Linked DNA regions of Homo sapiens: region 1 is linked to region 2. Evidence: read pairs that join two places in POLR2A ChIA-PET (ENCODE). Cell type or tissue: PC-9. All regions are shown on one strand. Links, peaks and the distances in the headings refer to the core of each region. The heading gives the core; the rest is flanking DNA. Region 1 overlaps NEU1 (neuraminidase 1). Region 2 holds the start of C2-AS1 (C2 antisense RNA 1).

Region 1 (9,277 bases), core at 1-8,000, 83 kb after region 2:
CTGGTGACCATGGAGCAACTGCTGTGGGTGAGCGGGAGACAGATCGGCTCAGTGGACACCTTCCGCATCCCGCTCATCACAGCCACTCCGCGGGGCACTCTTCTCGCCTTTGCTGAGGCGAGGAAAATGTCCTCATCCGATGAGGGGGCCAAGTTCATCGCCCTGCGGAGGTCCATGGACCAGGGTATAAAGATGTCTGGGTGAAAGAGCCGGTGCTAGGTTGGATGGGTGGGCAGCCCAATGAGCCCAAGGGCCCTGAGGATAGGGGAACTTAGAGGGTTGGTTGCCTGAGTCCCTGAGGGGTAGAGGGAACCCGAGAAGGGCAAGTGTCTAGGACAGTGATCTGGAAATTGGGATCACCAAGGAGTTGGACATTCACTTAGCAAACATTTATTGGGTACTATATACCTATACCAGGCACTATTTTAGGTTTCATGAATATAGCCACGAACAAAACAGATCAAAAATCTCTGCCCTCAGGATTTAAATTGTACTGGAAGGAGACAGACAAGCATAATAAACAAGTAAACTTTTTTGTCTGTTGCAAGGTGATAAATGCAATGGAGAAAAATAAAACAGGACAAGAGGTATAGATAGTGCAAGTGTTGGATTGCACCCTGGGACCATCGGAAGGCCTGAGGTCCCTAGCAGAAGGTGGGAAATTAACGGGAAGTGGTAGAAAGGGTACCTGCAGAGTGCTCACTCTGGGTTTCTTCCTCCAATTTTTTTCAGGCAGCACATGGTCTCCTACAGCGTTCATTGTCAATGATGGGGATGTCCCCGATGGGCTGAACCTTGGGGCAGTAGTGAGCGATGTTGAGACAGGAGTAGTATTTCTTTTCTACTCCCTTTGTGCTCACAAGGCCGGCTGCCAGGTGGCCTCTACCATGTTGGTATGGAGCAAGGATGATGGTGTTTCCTGGAGCACACCCCGGAATCTCTCCCTGGATATTGGCACTGAAGTGTTTGCCCCTGGACCGGGCTCTGGTATTCAGGTCTCTGTCCTAGGAGATAGGTGGAGGGGGCTGCCTTGTGGAGAGTCTGAGGGATACCCCCAAATGGACTCCTTTCCAAGGGGAAGATTCTCTGAAGTCAGATTTTCTGGCTTGGGTGGGATTCCTTGAAAGACAGGGCATCCTGGTAGGAACACATTATCAGGAGAAGAGGGAACTCTGCCATTGGCTTCCCATTTGGCATTGTCAACAGGACTGCGTTAGTCCATGCAATACCCTCATGCAAAGTAGAAAAAGGCACTGCCTCTTTGGACAGACACAAGCCTGTGCCAGGGTGCACAGCTTGGCGAGTGAGCACAGGTTGGGTTTAAGCTCTCATGCACCCTGTGGCTGGGCCCCTGGTGCACATGTCCAGCTGTACACCCTGGGAGAGCTTCTTAATTCAAACAGGGTGTGTATTTATGGGATCTGACTGGAACCCTCAGTGAGCAAGGGCTGAACTCAAGGGGACCATACATGTGATTGCATTTGGGAAGTGGTGGGTTCTCTGTCCCTGCCTCTGAGCCCCTAGAGTCTCCTTCTGTGACACCCAGTTCCCTTTCCCACAGAAACAGCGGGAGCCACGGAAGGGCCGCCTCATCGTGTGTGGCCATGGGACGCTGGAGCGGGACGGAGTCTTCTGTCTCCTCAGCGATGATCATGGTGCCTCCTGGCGCTACGGAAGTGGGGTCAGCGGCATCCCCTACGGTCAGCCCAAGCAGGAAAATGATTTCAATCCTGATGAATGCCAGGTCAGGAGTCCATGAGATGTTCCCTACCCATTTGACCCTCCCTGCCCTCCAGAACATCATTTCACGCACAGACCCAGGGTCTGACTGCTCCACTCAGTGCCACACACCCTTGCTCCCCTCGGGGACAGGGCATTTTCCCTGTTCCCTCCCTGAGGTCCTGTCCTCTCCCCTCAGCCCTATGAGCTCCCAGATGGCTCAGTCGTCATCAATGCCCGAAACCAGAACAACTACCACTGCCACTGCCGAATTGTCCTCCGCAGCTATGATGCCTGTGATACACTAAGGCCCCGTGATGTGACCTTCGACCCTGAGCTCGTGGACCCTGTGGTAGCTGCAGGAGCTGTAGTCACCAGCTCCGGCATTGTCTTCTTCTCCAACCCAGCACATCCAGAGTTCCGTGAGTGCCTCATGGGTGGGGTCAGCAGGGAGAGCCCTGTGTCTAGACAAGGCCTGGGCAGAGACCCTCTCTCCCTGACTCTCCTGCTCTCCCCAGGAGTGAACCTGACCCTGCGATGGAGCTTCAGCAATGGTACCTCATGGCGGAAAGAGACAGTCCAGCTATGGCCAGGCCCCAGTGGCTATTCATCCCTGGCAACCCTGGAGGGCAGCATGGATGGAGAGGAGCAGGCCCCCCAGCTCTACGTCCTGTATGAGAAAGGCCGGAACCACTACACAGAGAGCATCTCCGTGGCCAAAATCAGTGTCTATGGGACACTCTGAGCTGTGCCACTGCCACAGGGGTATTCTGCCTTCAGGACTCTGCCTTCAGGAACACGGGTCTGTAGAGGGTCTGCTGGAGACGCCTGAAAGACAGTTCCATCTTCCTTTAGACTCCAGCCTTGGCAAAATCACCTTCCCTTTACCAGGGAAATCACTTCCTTTAGGACTGAAAGCTAGGCGTCCTCTCCCACAAAAAAGTCCTGCCCTCATCTGAGAATACTGTCTTTCCATATGGCTAAGTGTGGCCCCACCACCCTCTCTGCCCTCCCGGGACATTGATTGGTCCTGTCTTGGGCAGGTCTAGTGAGCTGTAGAATTGAATCAATGTGAACTCAGGGAACTGGGGAAGGCTGAGCCTCCTCTTTGGTGTTGCGGTAAGATAACCGACAGGGCTGGTGAAAGTCCCCAGATGGCAGGATATTTGGTTTCAGAGTAAGGACTAGGTGCACCACCATGACTGACTATCAATCAAAATGTTTGTAACTTAAAATTTTTAATGAAGGATAATGAATATTTGTAGAGTCTCTATGGTTCTGTCAATGCACATCTTCGTGTCTGTTTTCCTCATGTATCCTTGTGAGCCTGGGTGAGTTCTGGGGAGAGACCTGATGTGCGTACTGCCTGTGAAAATCTGACTTTGGCAAATCAAATCCTCTTTTCCTTTTGACATGCCCTCTTTTTTTGTTGTTGCTTTTTTTGAGACAGGGCTCGCTCTGTCACCCAGGCTGGAGTGCAGTTGCACAATCACGGCTCACTGAAGCCTCAACCTCCTGGGCTCAAGTGATCCTCACGTCTCAGCCTCCGGAGTAGTTGGGACTACAGGTCAGTGACACCATGCCTGGTTAATTTTTTTAATTTTTATTTTCAGTAGAGACAAGGTTGCGCTATGTTGCCCAGGCTGGTATGGAACTCCTGTGCTTAAGCAATCCTCATGCCTCAGCTTCCCAAAGTGCTGAGGTTACAGCTATGAGCCACCGCACCCAGCCTACATTCCTTCTTATCACCGAGAAACAGGTTGATCTTCACAGGTGTAATGAGTATGAAGGGAGTGCCATAAGATATTTTTTATTTTTTATTTATTTATTTTTTAATTTAATTTTTTTTTTTTTGAGATGGAGTCTTGCTCTGGCACCCAGGCTAGAGTGCAGTGGTGCGATCTCGGCTCACTGCAACCTCTGCCTCCCAGGTTCAAGCGATTCTTCTGCCTCAGCTTCCCGAATAGCTGGGATTACAGGTGCCCACCACCACACCCGGCTAATTTTTGTATTTTTAGTAGAGACGGAGTTTCACCATGTTGGCCAGGCTGGTCTCAAACTCCTGGCCTCAGGTGATCCACCCGCCTCGGCCTCCCAAAGTGTTGTGATTACAAGCATGAGCCATGGTGCCGGCGGGCTGATTTTTTTAATTTTTAGTAGAGACAAAGTCTCACTATATTGCCTAGGTTGGTCTCAAACTGCTGAGCTCAAGCAATCTGCCGGCCATGTTCTCTCAAAGTGCTGGGATTACAGGCTTGAGCCCCTGCACCCAGCCTGTAAGATATTTTAAAATCCACACTTGGCCAAGCGTGGTGGCTCACACATATAATCCCAGCACTTTGGGAGGCCAAGGTGGGCGGATCACAAGGTCAGGAGTTCGAGACCAGCCTGGCCAATATGGTGAAATCCCATCTCTACTAAAAATACAAAAACTAGCCAGGCGTGTTGGCTTACACTTATAGTCCCAGCTACTCAGGTGGCTGAGGCAGGAGAATCACTTGAACCAGGAGGCGGAGTTTGCAGTGAGCTGAGATCACAGCACTGCACACCAGCCTCGGCAACAGAGTGAGACTCCGTCTGAAAAAAAAAAAATCCACGCTGTTTTATATTTCTAACATGGGGTAGGATACCATCCTCCATGAAATAGGGTGCAAGTGTGTGAAATGCAGATGGGAATCCTGTCCCAGCTAGCCTGACAGAGAAGTGAGCACTTCCTATGGCAAATTATGTAAGAAAATATTCCCCAGGCAGATGCTTATGAAAAGAATCTGTTCAGCCTGCAGGTAAGTGGGAGAGCCCTTGCTCAAAAAAAAAAAGAAAAAGAAATAGTGGAAGACAAAAAGGAAAGGACACTATGAATGTCTGACCCATGAACTACTACCTGTTAGAAACAGAAGTGCTGGGAGGCTTGAGAGACAGACACTACCTTCCTGGCTAGGTGTGGTGGCTCAGATCTGTAATGCTAGCACTTCGGGAGACCAAGGCAGGATGATCAAATTAAAGGGCATCCTGGGCAACATGGCAATACCCCATGTCTAAAAAATTTAAAAATTAGCCAAGCATGGTAACGCACACCTATAGTCCTAGCTACATGGGAGGATGGCTTGATCTCTTTGACCCCAGGAGTTCGAGGCAGTAGTGAGCTATGATTGCACCACTGCACACCAACCTAGGTGACAGAGTGAGACCTCATCTCCAAAAAACCAAACCAAAACAAAAAACCTTCAAGAAAGAAAAAAAGCTTGACCTTCCCTCCCTCACTCTTTACAGACCCATGGAATCTGAAGCTCTGGTGTTGGAGCCACCAGGCATTAACAAGCCTTCTGGGTGATTCGTAATACGTTTAAGTTTGAAAACCAGGGTCAGAACTTTTAAACAAGTGCAAGTGTCCAGCTAAAATGAATTATATGTATGTCAAAGTTGCAGAAATAGTTAAAGAACCTTTTTTTTCCAGCTTTTTTTTTTTCTTTTAATACACAGGGAAGGGTCAGGTGCAGTGGCTCACGCCTGTAATCCCAGCACTTTGGGAGGCCGAGGTGGGCGGATCACAAGGTCAGGGGTTCTAGACCAGCCTGGCCAACATGGTAAAACCCCATCTCTACTAAAAATACAAATATTAGCCATATGTGGTGGCACACGCCTGTAGTCCCAGCTACTCGGGAGCCTGAGGCAGGAGACTCACTTGAACCTGGGAGGCAGAGGTTGCAGTGAGCCGAGATTATGCCACTGCCCTCCAGCCTGGGCGACAGAGCAAGACTTCATCTTAAAAAAAAAAAAAATACACAGGAAAGATTGGGACAAGTGGCAGGAGACTGAAAGGGGAAAGAGCTTGTTTGTACTAATGGGACAAAGTGGGCCGACTCTGGGCACACTGCTTATGAGTTAGCTCTACTCTGTGAGGAAATTTTTTTTTTTTTTTTGAGACGGAGTCTTGCTCTGTTGCCCAGGCTGGAGTGCAGTGGCGCAATCTTGGCTCCCCGCAACCTCTGCCTCGCTGGTTCAAGCAATTCCCCTGCCTCAGCCTCCTAAGTAGCTGGGATTACAGGCGCCTGCCACCACGCTCGGCTAATTTTTTGGTATTTTTAGTAGAGACCCGGTTTCACCATGTTGGCCAGACTGGTCTCGAACTCCTGACCTCAGGCAATACTCCCGCCTCGGCCTCCCAAAGTGCCGGGATTACAGGTGTGAGCCACCCCACCCGGCCAAGGAAATATTTAAAAAATAAAATAAAATAAGTTATTTAAAAATTGGGGCAAGTTGGCTGGGCACGGTGGCTCACGCCTGTAATCCTAGCACTTTGGGAGGCTGAGGAAGGGGGATCACTTGAGGTCAGGAGTTCAAGACCAGTCTGGCCAACATGGTGAAACACTGTCTCTACTAAAAATTCAAAAAATTAGCCAGGCATTGTGGCAGGCACCTACAATCCCAGCTACTCAGGAGACTAAGGCAGGAGAATCGCTTGAACCTGGGAGACGGAGATTGCAGTGAGTTGAAATCATGCCACTGCACTCCAGCCTGGGCTATGGAGCGAGACTCTCCCTCAAAAAAAAAAAAATCGGGGTAAGTGTTATCAATCTAAAAAATAATAATTAAAAAGTTCAGAATCTAGGCCAGGCGCTGTGGCTCACACCTATAATCCCAGCACTTTGGGAGGCAGAGGCAAGCGAATCACCTGAAGTCAGGAGTTCAAGACCATCCTGGTCAACATGACGAAACCCCGTCTCTACCAAAAATACAAAAATTAGCTGGGTGTTGTGGGTCGCGCCTGTAGTCCCAGCTATTCAGGAGACTGAGGAAGGAGAATCGCTTGAACCCGGGAGCGAGAGGTTACAGTGGGCCAAGATCATACCATTGCATTCCAGTCTGGGAGACACAGCGAGACTGTCTTAAACAAACGAACAAAAGCTGAGAATCTAGTGTTGTTGCTTTTTACAGATGGAGTCTTGCCATGTTGCCCAGGTTAGATTCAGACTGAAGTTCAAGGGATCCTCCTGCCTCAGCCTCCTAGAGTAGATAGAGTTGGGACTGCAGGCACATACCACTGTACCAGGCTTAGAATCTAGTTTAAAGAGTTTATCCACCGGCTCTCCCTCCCTCTCCCTCTGTCTCCCTCTCCCCACGGTCTCCCTCTCATGCGGAGCCGAAGCTGGACTGTACTGCTGCCATCTCGGCTCACTGCAACCTCCCTGCCTGATTCTCCTGCCTCAGCCTGCCCAGTGCCTGCCATTGCAGGCACGCGCCGCCATGCCTGACTGGTTTTGGTGGAGACGGGGTTTCGCTGTGTTGGCCGGGCAGGTCTCCAGCCCCTAACCGCGAGTGATCCCGCCAACCTCAGCCTCCCGAGGTGCCGGGATTGCAGACGGAGTCTCGTTCACTCAGTGCTCAATGGTGCCCAGGCTGGAGTGCAGTGGCGTGATCTCGGCTCACTACAACCTACACCTCCCAGCCGCCTGCCTTGGCCTCCCAAAGTGCCGAGATTGCAGCCTCTGCCCGGCCGCCACCCCGTCTGGGAAGTGAGGAGCGTCTCTGCCTGGCCGCCCATCGTCTGGGATGTGAGGAGCCCCTCTGCCTGGCTGCCCAGTCTGGAAAGTGAGGAGCGTCTCCGCCCGGCCGCCATCCCATCTAGGAAGTGAGGAGCGCCTCTTCCCAGCCGCCATCACATCTAGGAAGTGAGGAGCGTCTCTGCCCGGCCGCCCATCGTCTGAGATGTGGGGAGCGCCTCTGCCCCGCCGCCCCATCTGGGATGTGAGGAGTGCCTCTGCCTGGCCGAGACCCCGTCTGGGAGGTGAGGAGCGTCTCTGCCCGGCCGCCCCGTCTGAGAAGTGAGGAGACCCTCTGCCTGGCAACCACCCCGTCTGAGAAGTGAGGAGCCCCTCCGCCCGGCAACTGCCCCGTCTGAGAAGTGAGGAGCCTCTCCGCCCCGCAGCCACCCCATCTGGGAAGTGAGGAGCATCTCCGCCCGGCAGCCACCCCGTCCGGGAGGGAGGTGGGGGGGGTCAACCCCCCGCCCGGCCAGCCGCCCCATCTGGGAGGGAGGTGGGGGGTCAGCCCCCCCGACCGGCCAGCCGTGCCATCCGGGAGGGAGGTGGGGGGGTCAGCCCCCCACCTGGCCAGCCGTGCCGTCCGGGAGGGAGGTGGGGGGGTCAGCCCCCCGCCCGGCCAGCCGCCCCGTCCGGGAGGTGAGGGGTGCCTCTGCCCGGCCACCCCTACTGGGAAGTGAGGAGCCCCTCAGCCCGGCCAGCCACCCCGTCCGGGAGGGAGATGGGGGGGTCAGCCCCCCCACCCGGCCAGCCGCCCGGTCCGGGAGGGAGGTGGGGGGGTCAGCCCCCCGCCTGGCCAGCCGCCCTGTCCGGGAGGGAGGTGGGGGGGTCAGCCCTCCGCCCGGCCAGCCGCCCCGTCTGGGAGGTGAGGGGCGCCTCTGCCCGGCCGCCCCTACTGGGAAGTGAGGAGCCCCTCTGCCCGGCCAGCCGCCCCGTCCGGGAGGGAGGTGGGGGTGTCAGCCCCCCGCCCGGCCAGCCGCCCCGTCCGGGAGGGAGGTGGGGGGGGTCAGCCCCCCCGCCCGGCCAGCCGCCCCGTCCGGGAGGTGAGGGGCGCCTCTGCCCGGCCGCCCCTACTGGGAAGTGAGGAGCCCCTCTGCGCGGCCACCACCCCGTCTGGGAGGTGTGCCCAACAGCTCATTGAGAACGGGCCAGGATGACAATGGCGGCTTTGTGGAATAGAAAGGCAGGAAAGGTGGGGAAAAGATTGAGAAATCGGATGGTTGCCGTGTCTGTGTAGAAAGAAGTAGACATGGGAGACTTTTCATTTTGTTCTGCACTAAGAAAAATTCCTCTGCCTTGGGATCCTGTTGATCTGTGACCTTACCCCCAACCCTGTGCTCTCTGAAACATGTGCTGTGTCCACTCAGGGTTAAATGGATTAAGGGCGGTGCAAGATGTGCTTTGTTAAACAGATGCTTGAAGGCAGGGTGCTCGTTGGGAGTCATCACCAATCCCTAATCTCAAGTAATCAGGGACACAAACACTGCGGAAGGCCGCAGGGTCCTCTGCCTAGGAAAACCAGAGACCTTTGTTCACTTGTTTATCTGCTGACCTTCCCTCCACTATTGTCCCATGACCCTGCCAAATCCCCCTCTGTGAGAAACACCCAAGAATTATCAATAAAAAAATAAATTTAAAAAAAAAAAAAAAAAAAAAAAAGAGTTTATCCAACTGCAAATGTTGAGGAAGTGGCCCGTCTAGAGCTGAAGATTCCAAAGAATATTAGTCTATGTTCCAAAAGTGTAGAAGTTTGGAATCGCTTATATAAACAGAAAGTTTATGGAAACTTAGAATTTCAACATTGTTCTGTGTTCACAATTGGTGGGTTCTTGGTCTCATTGATTTAAAGAATGAGGCCGCAGACCCTCACGGGGAGTGTTACAGTTCTTAAATGCGGCGCCTCTGGAGTTGTTTGTTCCTCCCGGGGGGTTCGTGCTCTCGCTAGCGTCAGGAGTGAAACTGCATACCCCTGCGGTGAGTGTTACACCTCATAAAAGTAGTGTGGACCCAAAGAACAA
Region 2 (10,728 bases), core at 1,697-9,696:
TACTCCTCAACCCATATGGATTTCCACTGCTTCTCCCTCCCCATTTCTGAGTGTTCTCTTGACTTCCAGGGCTGCCTGGAAGCCCAGGGTAAATGCTTAGTAAGGGTTAACTCCGCTTTTTCTTGCCCCCTTTCCGCCTGCCACCCTAAAACTGCTCCTACTCCCGGTCAGCCCACCTTGTCACCCTGCCTAGTCTCATCCTAGTCCTGACCTTGCTGCCGCCTGCCCTGTTTCTGCCTTAGGCCACTGCCCACACTCATTGCCCTCAAACCTCTGCACTCTGCCTTCCTGACAGTCTTTTGGTCTTGAGTCTTCAGGGTGCTCCAGGACCCCGTAGATCTGCAGGTACGTGTCTGCACAGGGTACGGGTAGAAGCCAGAAGGACACACGTACTCCAGTGCCTGGCCCTCTTGGAGAAGTCGGAAGGAGCCGCCTTTGATCTCTACCCCCTCCAGAGAGCAGGATCCCTGGGGCCGGGCCAAAGACCATGGAGTGGTGGTCACACCTGAAGAGAAAGGCTGATGAAGCCTGGCCCCAAAAGGCCAAGGAGGGATGCTGGAGACAGCAGGAAGGGAAGGTTACCCTCGCTTACCTCCAGACAAGAGGCCCAAGATAAAGGGCATCAGGCAGAGTTGGGGGCTGAGATTGCTCCCCATGGCGTTGGAAGGCAGGAGAGAAGCTGGGCCTGGGGCAGGATGGTGTGTCCTGGCTTGCTTTGCTTGTCTGCTTGGCTCAGTGTCCAAGCTGAAACTCCAGACCTAGACCTGGTCACATTCCCTTCCCCTGCTCCCCACCAGCCCCCAGCCTTTTATACAATCTGTGTTCTGGCACCTGCGGCTCGCCCCGCCTGTCCTACCCACATCACTTTCCCGGAACATCCAAGCGGGAGGGCCCCGCTGAGCTGCCAGTCAAGGAAACAGAAACTGCAGAAGTCCCACCCTTTGCTGCCAAAGGTCCAGGACTCTCCCCTTCAGTACCTCCTCTCCGGCCTTAGCTCCTCCCCAGTAAGCCCAAACCACCCACTTAGGGACCAGAAATAAGGATCCAGCTCACTCCCCTGTTGATTGTGTGTTATGGTGCAGAGTCCAGCCACTGTTTGTCCAGTGGGGTCTCTGACCTGCCTTCCTGTAGCTCTTGGAGTCATTCTGGCCTCCCCCTCCCCCAAGGCCAGCCCTACCTGGCCTCCAGATAGAGGCACTGAGAGATGTGGAAACCATTGATTTTTATTAATTTCATAACTGGGAAATTCCATGTGAAAGTGAAACAAGCATGAGTCAAGTCAACCAGGGAAGGAATCTGGGGACAGGCCAAGGAGCGGGAGGTGGGGCAGCGAGGCAGTCCTGCTGGTAGGAGCCCTGAGGATTTCCCAGCTTGTGTGCGCTGCCTCTGGCATCCTAGAGACCCGGATTTACTCAGCTAGGAGAGAGGATGGATCACAGGGTCTAAGGGTGGCCATTCAGAGGTAGAAGATGGAGGGGCGGCAGATTCTGGCAGGGCAGCAGAGGGCTCAGTGGCCATGGCTAGAGGGGTAAAAAATTCAGGACATCCCCCAGGTGCTGCCTCAGCCAGGGCTGCATGCGGAAGAGATTGATGTGAAAGTCTCGTGGCGGCGGGACCTTGCTACGAGGGGCCCTTTTGCGGGAGTTTTTGTCAGCAGAGCCAAGGCAGGGGTTGTAAAGACCCCAGCTCACCAGACCCACCTGGAGAAAAGGAGAGAACTGGCTGGGAGGCTGCCACAGCCCCAACTGTAAGCCCCAACCTCCCTAGATCCCTCAAAGGCCTCCCTCATCCCCCCAACAAGGCTGAGATCCTGTAACCCCTGGGTCCTGCAAGCTTCTACCTTCTCACCTGAAAAAACCTGAATCTCCGCTCAAGGAAAACTGCTCCCCCAGATTCTCCTGCCAGCAAAGGGTGACAGGAGACAGTGTCATCTAGGGCAGTGGACTGGTGTTCTGGCATGCATGCTGGCCACAGAGACACAGGTGGCCTTCCCCTTGGGAATCCAGGCATGGTGAGGGACTCACCCTTGCAGGGACTCTCATCCTCCTGGGTCCCACTGCATAGGAACTGGTCTGTCACCACCTCCCTGACATCTGTCAAGTTGGGGAACATGGTTTTTTCTTGGGAGACAACCTCGGCACAGCTTGTCCACTGCAGCAGGGGTGGAACCAGAGAGAAGGGTAGAATAAGCAGACCCGGGTGGGTGCAGTGGCTCACGCCTGTAATCTCAGCACTTTGGGAGGTTGAGGCAGGCAGATCACTTGAGGTCAGGAGTTCAAGACCATCCTGGCCAACATGGCGAAATCCCGTCTCTACTAAAAATACAAAAATTAGCTGGTGTGGTGGTGGGCACCTGTAATCTCAGCTACTCGGGAGGCTGAAGTAGGAGAATCGCTTGAACCCAGGAGGCAGAAGTTGCAGTGAGCTGAGGTCGTGCCACTGCACTCCAGCCTGGGAGACAGAGCAAGACTCCATCTCAATAACAACAAAAAAAGAATAAGCAGACCCAGGGACACCTAGCAGGTTTGTGAGGCTTGGGAGGAGGGGTGACCCGCGTCAGAGAGAGAAAGCAGCCAGACCTGGAGAAGGAAGAGAGACATTCTGGGAGCTGTCACAGGGGGATCCCAGCATCCCCAACCTGAGACCCTCACCTCCACTCCCATCTTAAGGTTAATGTTCAGTTTGCTCCCATTCAAGGCGACAAAATGAGCAGGAACACTCTGTTTGTTCAGCAGTTCATTCTCTATAGTCAAGAGAAGGGGATGTTGGTGCTGGTCCTTTTACCCAGAATCCAGGTTCCTGGCTTGGGGACTGCAGCCTAGTCCTTGTTATCACCCCCAAACCCCGGCCCCAGCTCTCAAGCACCATAAGTCCCAGCACTCACCATGGTCCCTACAGGTGCTGCCTTGAGGTCTCCGCAGAGCCAGATTGGCCTCCATCGTGCAGGGAAGGCAGATGGGCCTGGGGAGAAGAGCAAGGGTCACACCAGCCTGTCCCCAGTATCTCTTCCAGGGATCTCCAGAGCACTCTTCCCTGCAGGGCACCCTCCCATCCCAGACTCCAGGCACCTGGCATGGGTGGACATCTTTACTTTCTGGGCCAGCTTCAGCAGAGCTATGTCATCACCATAGAACTCCAGGATTCCCTGGTTCTTTTTGGCAAAGACATCAAACCCTGGGGAGATCACCGCCTTCTCAATAAGGAATTCTTTGCCCCACTGGGATTTGGGGTCTCCTGGAAATGATACACTAGATTAGGCTAGACCAGGGCTCCTGCAGGGGCCAGAGGCTGGGTGAGGTGGTAGGATCTGTGGCTTCAGGATCAGGAGGCTGGTGCATCCCCTGCCTTACCCACATTGACCCTCCACAGGGAGTGGTCGTTGCCATCGCGGAAGCAATGAGCTGCTGTCAGGACCCATTGGTCGGAGATGAGGGCCCCCCGGCAGGTCTCTTGGCTCTTGGGCTGCAGGGGAACAGGTGATTTTCAGAGATTGCAGTATGTCTGGCCCATGGCCGCTTTTACCTCTGGAATCCAAGCCCTGCCCCTCCTTCCTGGTACCTTAATAGTGACATGCCAGGGTGTCCTCTCCTGGTCAGAGGCGTTTGCTGACATGTTCCCCACCCCGCAGATGGTGTCTGTGAGCTTGGAGACATCTGTGGGTGTGAGGATCAGATGGGGAAGGAGGCAAGTGAGGGGCACTGTGTCCAGGTTCCCAACACGGGCCTCTGGCGGGCTCCTCACCATCCTCCCCACACCAAGGAGGGCAAAGCTCACTCACCCAGCATATGTTCAAAGACCTGGTGCAGAGCCTTTGTGTCCTGCAGAATGAAGGCATGCCTCTCACCATCCTTCTTGGACCCTAGCTCATTCAGTTCTCTCCAGTCCACATCCAGCTTGCCCACCCCGATGGCATAGATGTCTGGTGGGGAAGAGGGAAATCACCAGACTCCTGTGGCTTTGGGGCTACCCCATGAGACAGGAGGCTGTCATCTGAAACTCACTGTGTCCAATCAAGACCTACATGAGCTGGACCCCTGCGTCCTCCCCACTGCTACCTGTCTGCCTTCATTTCCTGCCACTCCCTGCCCTTCACTCTCCTGCAGCACACAGCCTCTTTGAAGTTCCTCAAATCCATAGGCATGGTCACACCTCAGGCCCTTTGCCCAGCTGTGCCTCTGCCTAGTTCACTCCTCCCCCCCAGACTTCCACATGGCTCACTTTCGTACCTTTTTAAGTCTTGGCTCAAATGTCACCTTCTCAGTGAGGCCTTCCCTGGTCTTCCTGTCTAAAACTGCAATGCCCCAGACAAACTTTCATCCCCACTTTGGGAGGCAAGGTGGGAGGATCCCTTGAAGCCAGAAGTTTGAGACCAGCCTGGGCAACATGGCAACACCCCTTAGCTTGTGTCACCTACCACCTGCTGGGTTCTATGGTTTTCTTATCCTGTTTATTCCCTGTAATGGTGGAATTGTGTCCCCCAGAAAGATGTGTTCGAGTCCTAATCCCCAGTATCTGTGACTTTATTTGGAAAAAGGGTCTTTGCAGATGTAATCAAGTTAAGATTAAGTCATACTAGATTAGGGTGAGCTCTAATCCAATGACTGAGGTCCTTATAAGAAGAGGTAAGCCAGAGCCAGGCGTGGTGGCTCACACCTGTAATCACCAGGAGGCGGTGGTTGTGGTGAGCCAAGATCGCGCCATTGCACTCCAGCCTGGGCAACAAGAGCAAAACCCCGTCTCAAAAAAAAAAAAAGAAGAGGTGAGCCGGGCACGGTGGCTCACACCTGTAATCCCAGCACTCTGGGAGGCTGAGGCGGGCAGATCACGAGGTCAGGAATTCAAGACCAGCCTGACCAACATGGTGAAACCCTGTCTCTACTAAAAATACAAAAATTAGCCAGACATGCTGGCACACACCTGTAATCCCAGCTACTCAGGAGGCTGAGGCAGGAGAATCGCTTGAACCGGGAGGCGGATGTTGCAGTGAGCCGAGATTGCACCACTGCACTCCAGCCTGGGCAACAGAGCAAGACTCCATCTCAAAAAAAAAAAAAAAAAAAAAAGTGAACTGGCTGGGCATGGTGGTGACTCATGCCTGTAATCCCGGCAGTTTTTTTGAGGCGAAGGCAGGCAGATCGCCTTGAGGCCAGGAGTTTAAGACCAGCCTAGCCAACATGGCGAGACCATGTCTCTACTAAAAATACAAAAATTTGCCGGGCATGGTGGCACATGCCTGTAATCCCAGCTTCTTGGGAGACTGAGGCACGAGAATCACCTGAACCCAGGAGGCAGAGGTTACAGTGAGCCGGGATCCCGCCACTGCACTGCAGCCTGGGCTTCTGGGTGACAGAGCGAGACTCTGTCTCAAACAAATGAACAGAAAAAGAAGAAAGGAATTTGGACACAAAGACACAGGTAGTGGGTCTCCTATCTATATAAGAGAACAGCATGTAATGACACAGAGGCACACACAGAAAAGAAGGCGAGTTGAAGACAGAGGCAGAGAATGGGTTTATGCTGCCGCAAGCCAAGGTTGGAGCTGCCGGCAGCCGGAAAAGGCAGGAAAGAATTCTTCCCAAGAGCCTTCTGAGGAAGCACGGCCCTGCCAACACCTTGATTTCAGACTTCTAACCTCCAGAACTGTAAGAAAAAGAAATTCTGTGTTCTAAGCCACCCAGGTTTGTGGTAGTTTGGTAAGTACTTTTAAATGACTGAATGAATAGAAAGAACTCAGAACACAACATGGAAACTAAACCTCAGATCTGGTCTTCCTCTGTAAAAGGTAGCATCTGGGAGAAGGGCCTAAAGCCACGTTTTCCCACTGGAGGCCCTGGACCCACACAACAGGCCGCGCCTGTCCTCCGACTGTGGTGCCAGTCAGAACTGCCCTCAGACAGACCACAGAGTCTACTCCTCTCCCAGCCTTTGCACCCCTTGTGGCCCATTTTTGTTCTCAGAGAGCCCCGCGTTGTGTGTAAAAAGCAAGGTGCTTAGGTGGACCAAGAGATCTTCAGCCAGGAGGCAATCTGGCAATGGCCCAGATAGAAACAGTTACAGTTGGAGCTAGACAACGATCGTGCCTTGTGCGTTTTCTTTGACTATTTTCGTTTGGTTTCCTGCTTATTTTCAATAAAATGTTTTTGTAGCATTTGACCTTGGTCCAGTGATGCTAAGGAGGAAGGGAGTGGGCTTTAAATTTTGTCTTCCTTGGGCCAGAGTTTTAAAGAGGAATCAGCTTACCCCCGAGGGCCAGGTGATGGGGGAGGGGGCAGTGTGAATGGAAAGGAGAGGAGCTAAGGGGAAGATGAAAGGTTGGGGCTCAAAACCAGCTGCCCTCCCTGTCTGAGCATCTCTCTCTCTGAAATTACTTTCTGATCAAAGGTCAGTGCAATTTGTGTTTAGTCTGAACCTGAGGAATTTTTCCTTTAGAGGCTGCAACTGCCAAAGCCTTAGTTAGCCAGCTGTGCTGCTGAAAGAGCAACCACCAGGGACATTCCCCAGAGGGAATCGAGGTCCCTTCTTCCTGGAAAGTTTCCTGAAACATGAGATGCTATGATGATGATGATGATGATAACGACGACGGTCGTGGTCATGGCTAACATATGCTGGGCATTTTTCTATGCCAGGCAGGCAGTGTTTGTCTGAGCATCTTCCCCTGTCAGCTTGTGAGCTGGGTCCTAGTACTACTCCCCTTTTGCAGATGAAGAAACTGCCCATGGCCACAGCCCACTGAAGATGAAACCAAGGTTCTCTGTCTAAAGCTGTTGATTAAAAATAATAATTAAAAAATTAAAAATTGGCCAGGCACAGTGGCTCACGCCTATCTGTAATCCCAGCACCTTGGGAGACCAAGGCAGGCGGATCACTTGAGGCCAGGGGTTTGACACCAGACTGCCAACATGGTGAAACTCTGTCTCTATTAAAAATGCAAAAATGAGCCGGGCATGGTGGCACACACCTGTAATCCCAGCTACTCTGGAGGCTGAGGCAGGAGAATCATTTGAAGCCAGGACGTGGAGGTTGCAGTGAGTTGAGATCGAGTCACTGCACTCCAGCCTGGGCAACACGGCAAGATTCTGTCTCAAAAAAAATTTAAAAATTAATTTTAAAAAATTTGTGAAGACGGGCTGAGCATAGTGGCTCATACCTGTAATCCTACCACTTTGGGAAGCTGAGTTGAGGGGATCACTTGAAACCAGGAATTTGAGGCTGCAGTAAGCTATGATTGCACCACTGCACTTCATGGTGGCATGGTGGACATCGTTACTTTCTGGACCAGCTTCTGGGCCGGCATGGGTGGACATCTTTCCAGGAATATACTCTGAGTGTCAGTGAGACACTGTCTTAAAAAAAAAAAAAAAAAAAAAGAAGGTAAGGTTGAGACCATGGGCAGTAGTTTGACCCCAGGCTCTTCAACATGAGTTGCCTTTGTACAGAACAACGCAGAAATAAAACCATGTGGCTCTGGACCATAGCTAAGATGCTGGGATCCCTGGCTGAAGATCTCATGACCTCTGCAGGAGCAGAACAAATGTGGTGGCAGTGGCAGGGGCTCACCCAGATAGTCATTCCTCTTCTGGTTGATGTTCAGGATCTCTCTGATATGGTCAACAGCTGTCTTGGGAGAGCCACCCATATTGGACTTTCCTAGAACAAAGAGAATAAAGAATTCTTCTAGGTAATATCAGGATTTCCCCAGGCCCTGGAAGAGTAGGAAAGCATTTAGCCTGGGAACCTCAACATTTACATTGCCTGTGAGAGCTTCAAAATATACTTTTAGGCTGGGCATGGTGGCTCACACCTGTAATCCTAGCACTTTGGGAGACCGAAGAAGGCGGATTGCCTGAGCTCAGGAGTTCCAGACCAGCCTGGGCAACATGGTGAAACCCTGTCTCTACTAAAACCACAAAAAATTAGCCAGGTGTGGCCGGGCATGGTGGCTCATGCCTGTAATCCCAGCACTTTGGGAGGCCAAGGCAGGTGGATCACCTGAGGTTGGGAGTTTGAGACCAGCTTGACCAACATGGAGAAACCGCACCTCTACTAAATATACAAAATTAGCCGGGTGTGGTGGCACATGCCTGTAATCCCAGCTACTCAGGAGGCAGGAGAATCGCTTGAACCTGGGAGGCGGAGGTTGCGGTGAGCCGAAATCGCGCCATTGCACTCCAGCCTGGGCAACAAGAGTGAAACTCCATCTCAAAAAATAAAAATAAAAATTAGCCAGGCATGGTGACACATGCCTGTAGTCCCAGCTACTCTGGAGGCTGAGGCACGAGAATTGCTTCAGCCTGGGAGGCAGAGGTTGCAGTGAGCCGAGATCGCACCACTGTAGTCCAGCCTGGGCAATAGAGTGAGACCCTGTCTCAAAAAAATAAATATATATATATATATATGTATGTATACATATATATATATATACATACATATATATATATACACACTTTTACTGAAATGTTCTACATTCCAGGCACCAGGCCAGGTGCTTCCTATACTTTAACTCATTTAATTCTCATGAAACCCCAGGTAGAGTGGGTATCCTCATTTTATATACTAAGTCCTGGAGGAACTGTGTAATTTGGACAATAGCAAGAGGCAAATGACAAGGCCAGATCCACTACAGACTGTTCCTTGCATCCGTGCCCTTCGACATTCCTGCTCAAGAGCCACGTTTCCTCATCTATCTCCAAGTTACCTCCCAGATGGTAACAAGAGCTAACACAGAGCACTTTCACACAGGCAACTTAAATAGCTTTCCATAAAAATTGTGTAAGGAAAGGAGGACAGCCATCATGATCATCATTGCTGTCATTGTGGTTACGGTCATCATCATCAACACTAATTCTATTTATTTATTTATTTTATTTTGAGACAAGGTAGGATCTTGGTCTGTCACCCAGGCTGGAGTGCAGTGGCATGATCTTGGCTCACTGCAACCTCTGCCTCCCAGGTTCAAGCAATTCTCCTGCCTCAGCCTCCCAAGTAGCTGGGATTACAGGCGCCTGCCACCACACCCAGCTAATGGTTTTGTATTTTTAGTAGAGACGGGGTTTCACCATGTTAGCCAGTCTGATCTCAAACTCCTAACCTCAAGTGATCCACCCGCTTTGGCCTCCCAAAGTGCTGGGACTACAGGCATAAGCCACCACACTGGCCCTATTTTATAAATAAGAAACTGGGCCAGGTGTGGTGGCTCATGCCTGTAATCCCAGCACTTTGGGAGGCTGAGGCAGGAGGATTGCTTGAAGCCAGGAGTTTGAGATCAGCTGGGCAACATAGCAAGGCCCCATCTCTAAAAACAAAAACAAAACTGGGGCCCAAAGTGGCAGGCAGAGGGAGAATCAGAATTCAGGGCTTCTGACCCCATATTGGTGCCCCTTCCACTATTCCAGACACACTCAGAGACCATGATACCCACCATCTGTCAGAAGGATGATGGCATGTCGGATTTCCTGCCAGGCCATCGTTTCCATGCCGAGGAGTCGCATTTGGTTGTTCATCATGAGATAGACACTGTTTAAGGCCGCATAGGTGTTAGTCCCAGTTCCATTTTCATGATCTGGAATATGCCAAAAGGAAGGACTCTCTTAGAAACTTCCCACCTACCACCTAGGGGTAGGGAATCACTCTATTCCCCCAATTATTGGAAATGCAATTTTTTTTTTTTTTTTGAGAGAGTCTCGCTCTGCCACCCAGGCTAGAGTATAGTGGCGTGATCTTGGCTGACTGCAACCTCCACCTCCCCAGTTCAAGTGATTCTCATGCCTCAGTCTCCCAAGTAGCTGGGATTACAGGTGCCAGCCACCATGCCCAGCTAATTTTTTGTATTTTTAGTAGAGATGGGGTTTCACCATGTTGGCCAAGCTGGTTTCCTGACCTCAAGTGATCCGCCCATCTCAGCCTCCCAAAGTGCTGGGATTACTACAGGCATGAGCCACTGCACCCGGCCTGGAAATGCAATTTATCGATTGTTTTGATAAACTCAGACATTTGCCATTCAGATAGAGATGTGGCATCATTGCTTGTTCAAACTTTAAAAGCCTTTCCACCTTAGAAATGTTCATTGCATAGGGCCGGGCAAGGTGGTTCACGCCTGTAATCCCAGCACTTTGGGAGGCTGAGGTGGGCGGATCACAAAGTCAGGATCACGAGACCAGCCTGACCAACATAGTGAAACCCCATCTCAACTAAAAATATAAAAAATTAGCCAGGCATGGTGGCAGGTGCCCGAAATCTCAGCTACTCGGGAAGCTGAGGCAGGAGAATTGCCTGAACCCTGGAGGCAGAGGTTGCAGTGAGCCAAGATCGTGCCACTGCACTCAAGCCTGGGTGACAGTGCGAGACTCCACCTCAAAAAAAAAAAAAAGAAGAAGAAAAAAGAAATGTTCATTGCATAACCCCAATCCAAGACCACACTAAAGTCCCAAGATTCAAAGATGAGGTTTCCAAAACCTTGAGTGGCTTCAGCCATTTGCTAAGTGCCAACCAGGCACTTTACATGGTGTATGGGTGGCTAATGACATGGGGAGATGGCAGTGTGCAGCCATGCAAACCAGACAGTGTGGTTTTGGCAACTGGAAGGAATTGAAGACCTGCACAGTGTCTTTGGACCTGCAGCATCTCAGAATGAGCTATGAGCTGGGGGCAGCTGGACTCCCCCACCATAACCCTGGACGTTGAAACTACCCCAGACTCGTGGGACTCAGGTGCCACCAAGAGGCCTCACTC

Evidence for each region. Peaks named below come from ENCODE experiments on the same cell type or tissue, not always from the same donor. Only the 100,000 strongest peaks of a DNase experiment are listed, where the experiment ranks them.
Region 1: POLR2A ChIA-PET joins it to region 2 with 11 read pairs; 13 of 35 experiments call an interaction of 5 or more read pairs at or near these places.

The regions. Positions count from the first base shown.
Region 1 is chr6:31,852,906-31,862,182 of GRCh38, reverse strand. NEU1 (neuraminidase 1) reads left to right here. Exons shown (of 6, transcript NM_000434.4): 2 at 1-184; 3 at 733-995; 4 at 1,562-1,744; 5 at 1,919-2,141; 6 at 2,238-4,524. The coding sequence ends at 2,464. Among named protein-coding and RNA genes, the nearest start is that of NEU1, 5.3 kb to the left of the region's middle. In PC-9, for the core only: no CTCF peak of the experiment used is centred there; no DNase peak of the experiment used is centred there; H3K4me3 peaks cover 345 bases.
Region 2 is chr6:31,936,150-31,946,877 of GRCh38, reverse strand. It overlaps C2 (complement C2), which reads right to left. Exons shown (of 18, transcript NM_000063.6): 8 at 9,419-9,559; 9 at 7,558-7,647; 10 at 3,779-3,919; 11 at 3,559-3,653; 12 at 3,351-3,462; 13 at 3,069-3,234; 14 at 2,885-2,961; 15 at 2,652-2,743; 16 at 2,025-2,151; 17 at 1,849-1,898; 18 at 1,206-1,700. The coding sequence ends at 1,521. C2-AS1 (C2 antisense RNA 1) reads left to right here and starts at 5,154. Exons shown (of 3, transcript NR_104191.1): 1 at 5,154-5,693. CFB (complement factor B) reads right to left here and starts at 783. Exons shown (of 18, transcript NM_001710.6): 1 at 593-783; 2 at 272-505. The coding sequence starts at 656. In PC-9, for the core only: no CTCF peak of the experiment used is centred there; DNase peaks (open chromatin) are centred at 5,107 and 6,507; H3K27ac peaks cover 308 bases.